Regions from separate parts of the Homo sapiens genome. Here region 2 is linked to region 1. Evidence: chromatin contacts called from ENCODE Hi-C or POLR2A ChIA-PET data. All regions are on one chromosome and are shown on one strand. Each heading gives the region's core, a stretch centred on a gene start or an enhancer-like site at or near the end of the contact. The rest is flanking DNA. Distances are from core to core; before and after follow the strand shown.

What was found. A loop is a pair of places that touch in the nucleus more often than their neighbours do. ChIA-PET counts read pairs that join two places held with the same protein, here RNA polymerase II (POLR2A). Pooled maps may share reads with other maps.
Region 2: a map of PC-3 shows a loop between it and region 1 (3-fold over the local background). The contact joins two enhancer-like sites. A Hi-C loop is called at or near these places in 6 of 168 maps with a recorded cell type or tissue (CD4-positive, alpha-beta memory T cell, HepG2, PC-3 and 3 more), 1 of 37 single-sample maps with no recorded cell type and 9 of 50 pooled maps. POLR2A ChIA-PET finds 5 or more read pairs at or near these places in 19 of 52 experiments (A673, CD4-positive, alpha-beta T cell, CD4-positive, alpha-beta memory T cell and 14 more).

The regions. Positions count from the first base shown.
Region 1 is chr2:230,734,522-230,739,972 of GRCh38, forward strand. The region is part of intron 1 of CAB39 (calcium binding protein 39); the gene reads left to right. Among named protein-coding and RNA genes, the nearest start is that of CAB39, 24 kb to the left of the region's middle. Within about 2 kb of position 3,375, at least 6 of the 41 ENCODE cell types and tissues checked have a DNase peak (open chromatin) inside an H3K27ac peak, as active enhancers do; they include PC-3 and PC-9, where a contact is called at or near this core.
Region 2 is chr2:230,771,895-230,777,345 of GRCh38, forward strand. The region is part of intron 2 of CAB39 (calcium binding protein 39); the gene reads left to right. Among named protein-coding and RNA genes, the nearest start is that of CAB39, 62 kb to the left of the region's middle. RefSeq lists an enhancer at 2,700-2,994. Within about 2 kb of position 2,802, at least 5 of the 41 ENCODE cell types and tissues checked have a DNase peak (open chromatin) inside an H3K27ac peak, as active enhancers do; they include PC-3 and PC-9, where a contact is called at or near this core.

The sequences.
Region 1 (5,451 bases), core at 2,125-4,624:
AAGAAATGGTTCTGGGGGTGATATAGAATGACCCTATGACCCTTCCGAGGATTGGTGGAGTCTGTCGTCTTCCCCTCTCATTTGTTTAGGTGTCCAAAATCAAACATCCATAGACTTCTTGGTTATTTGACCCAGACCACATCTTCATTCCTGTTATTTTGTCCTTTAGTCCTCATGTTAGTCTTAAATGTAGGCCCTGCTTTAGGGCTTTTGGCCACAGGTATCATGAAGGCCTGAGGGAGTCTAAAGAGCTGGCCCACAGGATCCCAGAGGCATTCCACCCCGACGAAGGAGTCACTGCACTTACATTCTCTCAACTGTGGAGGGAGGAACTGGAATATGTGCCCCACCCGGGTGGAACACTGTTCTGCATTATTAGTCTGCTGGTCTAAACCACCAATATTTGGTGGCGGTGGTGGGGTTGTGTTTTCTGTTGAATCATAGGAAAGCATCAAGTGACCAATACTTGTTGATTGGGTAGCATTTTGGCTTATCTCATCGGCTTGTTTTTCATTTACATTGTGCTCTTTGCTGGTCGCCTGCCCTGATACCCCTTGAATTCTTGTTGTTTTCCTTAATTTCCTTAGAGAGTTTGGAGTAGAATGTGGAATCGCAGTTTACAAGTAGAGCTCAGCCATTATTTTATTTATTTTTTTATTTTTGAGAGAGAGTTGTCGCTCTGTCACCCAGGCTGGAGTGCAGTGGTGCAGTCTCGGCTCACTGCAACCTCTGCCTCCCGGGTTCAAGCAATTCTCCTGCCTCAGCCTCCTGAGCAGCTGGGATTACAGGCACTTGCCACCACGCCTGGCTTATTTTTGTATTTTTAGTAGAGATGGGGTTTCACCATGTTGGCCAGGCTGGTCTTGAACTCCTGGCCTCAAGTGATCCGTCCGCCTCGGCCTCCCAAAGTGCTGGGATTATAGGCATGAGCCACTGCTCCCAGCTCAGCCATTATTTTAATTTATGAATGGTTTGTATACCTAGTTAAAAAATAATTTGGGGGGATGGGGGGGACAGAGTCTCCTTCTGTCACCCAGGCTGGAGTGCAGTGGTGCAGTCATGGCTCACTGCAGCCTTGACCTCACTGGCTCAAGCAGTCCTCCTACCCCAGGCTCCCAAGTAGCTGGAACCCTAGGTGCGCATCACCACACTCAGCTAAGTTTTAAATTTTTTTATAGAGACCAGGTCTCACTGTGGTGCCCAGGCTGGTCTTGAACTCCTGTGCTTAACCAGTCCACCTACCTCAGCCTCCCAAAGTGCTGGGATTACAGGCATGAGCTACCATGCCCAACAACAAAAAAAATATTTTTATATAAAGACCATTTAGACTTTAATATCTGTAATGGCTTGCATGTAATAGGGGCTTGAAAAGTATGTTGAGAAACTTGGAAGTATTTTCATTCATCTTTACTTACCAGAAAGGAGAACGACACCAACTAAGCAGTTATTGCACACTGCATAGGGGCTCTTTGAGAGATGGAAGAGTTATGCCGACCATCTCTCATGTTCACATGGGCTGGTATGCTGTTACTCATGGATAGAAAGTATTTGACTCTCAAGAAAAATGGTGGAAGTCTCCTCTTTTGCTGCACATTGTACATGTTGATGGCTTTACCACATTTTCTCTGTTTGACTTAATGTAGTAATCTCTTCCCAGACAGGATGTCCCTGTAACATTGTTACCTATTTCTACAGCAGTGAGAATATTGACATGCTAGATCTTACAGTATTTAACAAATTTAGCATGGTGGTAAGGATAAAAGCTACACCCTCGTGCTAAAATTAGATTTTTTCATGTCCTTTGCCTGTCATTTTAGGGAAATGGAGAAAATTAGGGATATGTTTCCTTCTCTCTTTTTTTCTTCTCCCCTTCTGTCTCATCTTCCACGTCACCCCAGAGAGTTAGATAAAAAGCAATGGAAAAAGTGGAGAGATGAAATTATTCTCAGGACAAGGTTAGTATCAAATGCATGTCTTTTACACTAGCTACACATTTGGCTTTGAGTTTTGAGTAGCCAGAACAAAGAAAGAAAGAGCAAATCCAAGACAGTTTATGAGATAAAAAGAAAGCCAACCACTTAGGAGAAGCATAATTTTCTGTAATCGAGACCCTGTGGATCCTTTATTAATGCGAGCTCTGGGTCCTTAATATACTTCTCAAATCGTGGTCAGGAGGAGGGGAAGGAGGGGAGTCAAAAAATCTCAAAAACTTGACCCTTCTCTGATCTCAACAGTGTCTGTAAAAATGAAGTACCTGAGTTCAAGTTTAAGGTATCTTAGTACAAGACGTAAAAGACATAGTATTAGGCCAGAGTGCAGTTTAATTAAATCATTTTTCTGATGCTCTGGAGCTGTGGAAGTGGCCCTTTATAATGATTCATGCTGCCAACCTTTTAATTAAAATTGAGTACCAGAGAGGTCCAAGGTTAGAGTGTCTGGTAGCTGCTCTGGCTTTAACAGTTGGCTCGAATGGCAACCAACACTAATATCTGCCTTTCAAAACTTAACCAGGACTTGATTTCAAATCTAGTTACATAAGTTGACTTGGAGTCCAGGTTAGTGTTTTCCTCAGAAACTAGTTCTGCACCCAACATGCAGACATTTTTAATAGACACAGTTTTAAAGTAATTTTTAGAAAAAATTTTTTAAATTGATGACACTGAAACCCAATATGTAAAACTGATAAGAGTGAGGTGTTTGGGCTGAAGAGAAGATAGACCCTCACCTGCTGCAGATCTTAGAATGGGCTTAAAAGCCACTATCAGAATCATGGCTACTGTCATTTTAGTTTGACAAAACTTCAGTGCCTGGATTGCTGTTCTCCCACTGTTATGGAACAAGCTCACCCTGTCTCCCCGCTACCCTCTCAGGACACCTGCAGAAAATCTAATTTTAAACAATGTAACTTCCTTTTCAAGCCACTATGAGTCTGAGAGATTGGCCGTATGGTTAACAATAACCCCAGCATTTGGGGAGATAGAAAAATCCAAAGGATAGATTTTTGAGGCCTGCACGAAAATGATCATCTCTGTTTGTTAGAGATTACAGAGCGCTGTCACGAATATTTTGTTTAGTCCTCACATTAACTTGTGTTAGTAATATTCTTCTGCCAAAATAGTAAAGGAAAAATAAAATGCCATGTTCAAAATTTTTGTAGAGGAAAATAAGTTTTTAATGTAAGTAAATGTATCCATTGTACCTCTTCCTGAATGGTTTTAGGCCTCTCACTAAAACTTAAATTTTTATGTTCCCTTGGATATAAGATGCTTTTGTTGTGCATTTTAGATACTGCTTTGAGATTAAAAAGCAAGTTTTCCAGTTTGACTATATTATGATGTCAACACTTACCTGGAAAGCACCACTCCATAAAGTGTGGAATGTTCTTTGAGCAATAAAAGAAGGTATGTGGTTATTCTGTAAACAGCACTTGGGTTTTTCACCTTCTGCCTGCTTTTTCACCCGATACTTTATTACCCATCAGAGCTTGACGAAATTACAAAGTCATTTTTCTCGCCTTATCATGCTTCAGACTGTTGCATAAAGTCTTCCAGTGAAACATTTTCTGACCCTTATCCAAATTTTTCATTCTACACAACGCAGTTCAAGAAACGTCTCCGCTGAAGTCTGGGACCTTCAGCACACAGTGCCCTGTCTGTACCTATTAGTCTTCCATGGATTTAAGTCTTCTGTATTTGTGCCTTTCTCCCCAGCTGTATTCTAAGTCCTGAAACACCTAGCGAATATGTACCACTTATCATTCATGCCATTTAGTTCTCATCTTTTGGTTTATGAGCTGAGTTTAGGCTGTATGATTGGGAACTTTTTTCCTCCAAAAACACAAGCAAGAGCTTTTATATTTGATCATACCAGTCAGTTGGCAAATGAGGTTTGGTTACTTCCTCTGAAGTTCAGTGTTGTTTAGCCTCATTATTTCATCAGGATCAAGGCTTCATATGCCAGTTAGTGTGTTGATGTGGAGGAGTGGAGTGGAAAGAATATGTTGATTGGTTAGGAAAATTCTCAGCAGAAATTATCCTTGGGTAGAATGTTCTATGTGATCATCTACAGGGCTGTGTACTTGTGCATTCTGTGACTCTAAATACTGCTGCTGGAAAAAGTCTGTTTACACTAAATACCACCATACGACAGCCTTTGAGCAGTTTAAAAAGAAACCTTCCAATCTCCTACTATGGTGGTTTAGCTCAGGCTGGTTTTGTGGCATGTTTGTGCTTTTGTGGGCATTTGGCCAGAACAGAAATAGCAATGCTTAGACCTTGAAGGAGAGTGATTTTCCAGGTTTACATCTGATGCTGTAGAAATAAGTTTAAGGTTATAAATTTTGCAAATAAAACTTTTTTTCAGAATAGTTATTCATTGGAATGACTAAAAGGAAAAACTAAAAATCATTTCACCACTCTCAGGTATGACTTTAGAACCATAGCATTTCCAATCTACCTTAATTCTTTGACACAAAAATAATTTTATGGAAGGCCTTTTCCCCATACTTGAACTTTCAAGTTTTCTCATTTGTTTAGGTATTCTTTTAAAGGAATTATCTCTATAAAAGAGCAGGATTCACTGTTTGCTTTTCTTATTTACCGAAATGTGGGTGAGGCTGTGATGTTTGCCCATGATCATATGGACTATGTTTACACAGCCTTGTAGCAAGTGAGAGTAAATTTAACCAGAAGGAAAATAGATATTTTTAAAATGTGGACATTGATTAACCTTTTGTATTTTAAAATACAGTGCTAATTTGTCTAGAAATAGCTGAAGTTCCCGTTTTCTGAAACTAGTTCTAAAGATATGATAATTTAACTCTTAATTTGTTAGGGTATCTGTGAATAAATCATTGTAGGTAAAACTAAAGATGGCAGATCTGTATTGATAAAAGACCTTTAACATATTCAGAGAAATCAGTCATGTATTACAGATGTTTCTAAATAAATAATGCTTTGTAATATGAAACTATAATTTGAAGTCTTTTTTTTGAGACAGAGTTTCGCCCTGTTGCCCAGGCTGGAGTGGAATGGCGCGATCTCTGCTCACCACAACCTCCGCCTCCCGGGTTCAAGCGATTCTCCTGCTTCAGCCTCCCAAGTGGCTAGGATTACAGGCATGCGCCACCACGCCCAGCTAATTTTGTATTTTTAGTAGAGACGGGGTTTCTGCATGTTGGTCAGGCTGGTCTTGAACTCCCGACCTCGGGTGATCCGCCCACCTCGGCCTCCCAAAGTGCTGGGATTACAGGTATGAGCCACCACCTCCAGCCTCTAATTTGAAGTCTTAAATCATGATAAAGTCTTTGTGCTTTGCCGTAATTGGAGAAGTTCAGCATTGTGAATATGGTTGCTATCATTAGTATAAAAGAGCTATTCAGATTGATTTTAAATCTTCTACTAACTGCAAGTTCGATCTTATCAGTGGTTTATAAAATCCCCTTAGTGGGTT
Region 2 (5,451 bases), core at 1,552-4,051, 37 kb after region 1:
AAGATAGGACTCAGACCTCATACCATATTTAAAAATTAACTCAAAATGGATCACATAGCCAAATGTAAGACCTAAAATTATAAAGTTGCCAGAAGAAAATCTTTGTGACCTTGGGTTAGGCAAATAATTTTTGGATGTTATGCAAAAAGCACAATTCATTTTAAAAAAAATGATAAATGGAATTCATAAAAATTAAAACCTGCTCTTCAGAAGACACTGTTAGAAGAATGAAAAAGACAAACCACAAACTGGAAGAAAGTCTGCAAAGCATATATCTGATAAAAGACTGCATCTAGAATATATAAAGAATTCTCAGAATTTAACAGTTAGAAACAATCCAGTTAAGAGTGGGCAAGATACTCATATATGCATTTCACCAAAGGAGATAGGCAGATGTCAAATAAGCCCTTGAAAAGATGTTAATCATTAGGAAATTGTGTAGTAAAACCATAAGGAGATTCCACTACACAGCTATTAGAGTGGCTAAAATGGAAAATATTGACTATACCAAATGTTGGCAAGGATACAGAGCAGCTGGAACTGCTTGTGGGAATATAAGATGGTATGACTACTTTGGAAAATAGTTTGGCAGGTTTTTTTTTTTTTTTGAGACGAAGTCTCACTCTGTTGCCCAGGCTGGAGTGCAGTGGCACAGTCTCGGCTCACTGCAAGCTCCACCTCCCTGGTTCACACCATTCTCCTGCCTCAGCCTCCCAAGTAGCTGGGACTACAGGTGCCCACCAAGACGCCTGGCTAATTTTTTGTATTTTTTAGTAGAGACGGGGTTTCACCGTGTTAGCCAGGATGGTGTCGATCTCCTGACCTCGTGATCTGCCTGCTTCGGCCTCCCAAAGTGCTGGGATTACAGGCGTGAGACACCACGCCTGGCCTAGTTTGGCAGCTTTTTAAACCAAACTCGAACCAACCATATGATCTAGCCATTTAAGTATTTACCCAAGAGAACAAGAAATATATGTTCATGAAAAGACTTTTGCTTAAATGTTCATAGCGGCCTTATTTGTAAATGGCCCAGACGTGTGGATAAACCAACTGTAGTACATCCATGTAACAGAGTACTACTCAGCAATAAAAAAAAAAAAAAAAAAAAACTATTGCTGTATACAACAGCATGGATGAATCTCAAAGTGATTATGTTGAACAAAAGAAGCCAGACTATAAAGAGCACATAGTATATGATTCTATTTGCACAAAACTCTAGAAAACAAAGCTAATCCATAATTACAGAAAGCAGATCAGTGGTTGCTTTAGCTTTGATAAAGATGTTTAGGGGAAGGGTTGCATGGTAGAGGGAGGGAACCACAAAGGAGCATAAAGCTTTTGGTGGTTACGGTTTTGGTGGTTACAGAGGTGTTCACTATCTTGATGGTTTCATGGGTGTATGTGTATATATATATATATATGTGTGTGTGTGTGTGTGTGTGTGTGTGTGTGTGTTACATTAGGTACTTTAAATATGTGGAGTTCATTGTATGTCATTTATAACTCAGTAGTGAATAAAAAAAGACTGTTTATGTACCAACTGGGGCAGATGTGGCTTAGAAACCATAAAGCACCCAGAAAGGCCATTGGAAGGCTAGATTGCAATACTTGAAATACACTATTGAAATTCAGCGATTATCTTCTACTCTGTATAGGCAAGTCCACACTTGAGGATGTAGAGAAACTGCAGTGTGCCAAGAGAGGAGTGACCAGGCTGACATAGAAATTCAAAACTCTACTGTGAGGAACAGTTGAATGACCTCAAGATGTGAGGTACAGCCTAGGGAGAAGATTTGAGCAGAGTAATGTTGTAGGGCGGATTTGCTCTTAGTAAAATGTATTTGGGAGACCATATAATGTAACAAAAGGATTCGAACTGATCGTGGCAGGAGGTAGAATTCAGACCCATGAGTGGAAATAAAACAAGAAGTCCAATTTTGTCTTGATATTAGGAAAAACAGTAAGTGGAAGCTGACTTTTTCAGAAGACAGCAAGTTTTCTGTTTCTGAAGAGGTATTGACATGGACTAGGTGACCACTTAGTTAAGTATTCTAGAAGGAATTCAAGCTTTGCACTGTTGACATATCCTTACATCGATATACCACCATACTTTGCAAGGTGCCTTTGTATAGAGTCCCCCATCTTATTTTGAGATAGAATTGATTCTGGTTTCCCGTGATCCAGATGAAGAAAGCTGTTATTTACTAGGCTTATTACTTTGACTCATTATATTAGAGTCAAAGACGGAATTCACACCTAGCTCTGCCAAATCCATGGTAAAATTATGCCTTTTTCCACTTTATTCATTATGTCCCTGGGCTTTTTCCATCCATTTCTTGTGATCTCACAGACAAAATGATAAATATAACATTTGAGTGTTTATTCCTTTATTTGTTATATGTTGGTATTTGTATTTGTTTTATATGGTACATAGTTACCACATTAAGAATTGTGTATGATACAAATAGATTAGTCTCTTAGGAGACTAATTCTTTTAAAAGAATTCATACAAAACTAATTTTCTTACATTTTAAAAAAGCGGTTAATGTTACCATCCTTATTTTTAGGTAACTAGGGGCAGGGGTGGGGTGGGACTTAGTCTTTCACTGCCAACAACCAAACAGATGTGGTGTATGTGGGGACTATTTACGCACTCTTCGCCCACCACATGCTGTATAAAGGAGGTATGGCTGCCTTGCTCAGCTTATAGGTGGTTCCCTTCCTTACGATGAATGCTTGTGTTCACAGGGTTGAATAGCTATATTCACTCATTTCATGAGAGGAGTAAGTTTGCTGACATATTTTAAGAGGGGGGAAAGGGAGTAGCCTCTTCATAGCATGGCCATTTAACAGTGACTCATGGTTACTAAACTTGTTTACAGTAATCTTGGACACCAGAAGGTTATTAATAGACTTTCCTTAGTCCATGATCATTCAGCTTAGACTATGCAGACATTTTCTTTAGTAAAGAGGTGGGGGTTGGGGGAGGTAGAAAGCATTTATCACTGGAATTAATGTGATAATAGAATTGTTCTTATTATCAAATACTTGGCACCAACAGTATCTGTCAGTTCACTTTTAGATTCCATTTCACATCTTGGTCTTCATTTACTTTGATATAGAACTTTCTTTTTTCAACAAGGTCATTTAATCTCTTCTTGTAGAATGAATTGATATTTCAGGCAGTAAATATAAATGGGTAAATATTTAGAGGACTCTTGTTTAAAATGATTCTTTTGTTAAAGATTGGGTTTAAAGAAACTCAAAAAAAACAAAAAATAATAATTTAAGCCTCATCATTCCCCCCAAATCTGAGCTCTTTAAGGCATTTCTTTTTTTCTTTTTTCTTTTTTTTTTTTTGAAACAGACTCTAGCTCTGTTGCGAGGCTGGAGTGTAGTGGTGTGATCTCGGCTCACCGCAACCTCCGCCTCCCGGGTTCAACTGGTTCTCCTGCCTCAGCCTCCTGAGTTGCTGGGATTACAGGCATGCGTTGCCATGCCCAGCTAATTTTTGTGTTTTTAGTAGAGACATGGTTTCCCCATGTTGACCAGGATGGTCTTGATCTCCTGACCTGGTGATCCTCCCACTGTGGCCTCCCAAAGTGCTGGGATTACAGGCATGAACCACCACACCTGGCCTCTTTGAGGCATTTCTTAACAATAACTAGTTATATGTAAGTTAGAATCAATTCAGTTATGTAAACTAATGAACACAGGTATGGAAAATTTTGCTAAATAGATCCCTTCAAAATTATTTCTAAAAAGATGACTTAACAGTGGTGCGCATTGGAGTTAACGTTTTCCTCATGCATGGTTGCCTTTGTTGTTGTCTACTGTCTTTACTTGCATCATTATCTCTTGCAAGAGATCCCCAGTTTGATTGAATCCACAGACATTTTAGTGCCTCTCTGTGTGGGCAGATAGGCATAGGAGTCAAACCTTGTCCCCGTTCTTAAAAAAGTATATAATCCAGTAGAGGAGATACACATGTAAATAATATAATATAGAGGGACTTGGGGGCGCAGATAAAATTCTGTGGGAACCAAGAGGATAAAGCAGTTCCTACGTCTGTCAGAGACAGATACAGAGATGACAGGTTTGAAGTGACGTTTAAGCTGATTTTTAAGGTTTTTGGCAGGCAAAGTGTGAAAGGGAACAGAATTTGAAACAACCTATGGCATGTTCAGAAAACAGTGACAAGTTCAGTGTGACTTTAAGAGGTGGAGATAAAGAGGAATGGTAGGAAGTAAGACTAGAGAAACAAGCTTTGGTAGAATGAAAAGGGCCTTATAGACAACCTAAGGGTATACTGAGGGGGAGTGCAAGAGGTCTTACGCTATAGAAGTCTTATGTTGCCTTACTTTGTTTTGTTTATTTTGAAATTAATTAATTCACAGGAAGTTGCTGAAATGAGTACAGGAGAACCCATGTACCTTTCACCCATATCCCCAGTGGTAACCTCTCACATAACTATATACAATATCAAAACCAGAGCATTGACATTGGTATAATCCACAGGGCTTGTTCAGATTTCACCAGTTTTACAGTTTGTGTGGATATGCATATAGCTCTATGCAATTGCATCACACTTATCTGTTCTCCAAGTCTATACATTTTATTACTTCAAGAATGTTAAATAAATAGAATCATATAGTGTGTAAACTTTTGAGATGGGCTTTCTTCCACTCAGCATCATTCCCATGAGATCCACACAAGTGGTTGTGAGTGTCACTAGTTCATTGCTCTGGAGAAACAAGTAGGTCATGGTTCCAGGTGCTCTGTCTCACTTCATCCACTTTTTTTCTTCCCCCCCCGAGATGGAGTCTCGCTCTGTCACCCAGGCTGGCATGCGGTGGCACGATCTCGGCTCACTGCAAGCTCCACCTCCTGGGTTCATGCCATTCTACTGCCTCAGCCTCCCCAGTAGCTGGGACTACAGGCGCCTGCCACGCCCGGCTAATTTTTTGTATTTTTAGTTGAGACGGGGTTTCACCGTATTAGCCAGGATGGTCTCGATCTCCTGACCTCATGATCCGCCCGCCTCAGCCTCTTAAAGTGCTGAGATTACAGGCTTGAGCCACCGCACCTGGCCTTTCATCCACTTTTTTAGTTTTACTTTATTCTAACTAGTATATTGGAATTCTACATTGTGTAGTAGGGAAGTGTGTATGAGTGTGTGCGAGAAAGATCTTTGTTTCCTTCATAGATTCTAATTTATTTCTGTATCTATACAAAGTCATGTTCTAATGATGTATATGATGTATGTTCATTCCCCCAAAAAGCAGAAAATACAAGACTATAAAGAAAAAAATTAAGTTTATCCTTAATTCAGTACCACGTGAAATGACTACTGTTAACTTGGTGGGGATTCTCATTCATATTCTAGCTTGTTTTCTCCCTCTCTCTGGGGCAGATAAGTAAATGAGTATGGGGTCATGCTGCTCTGTAACC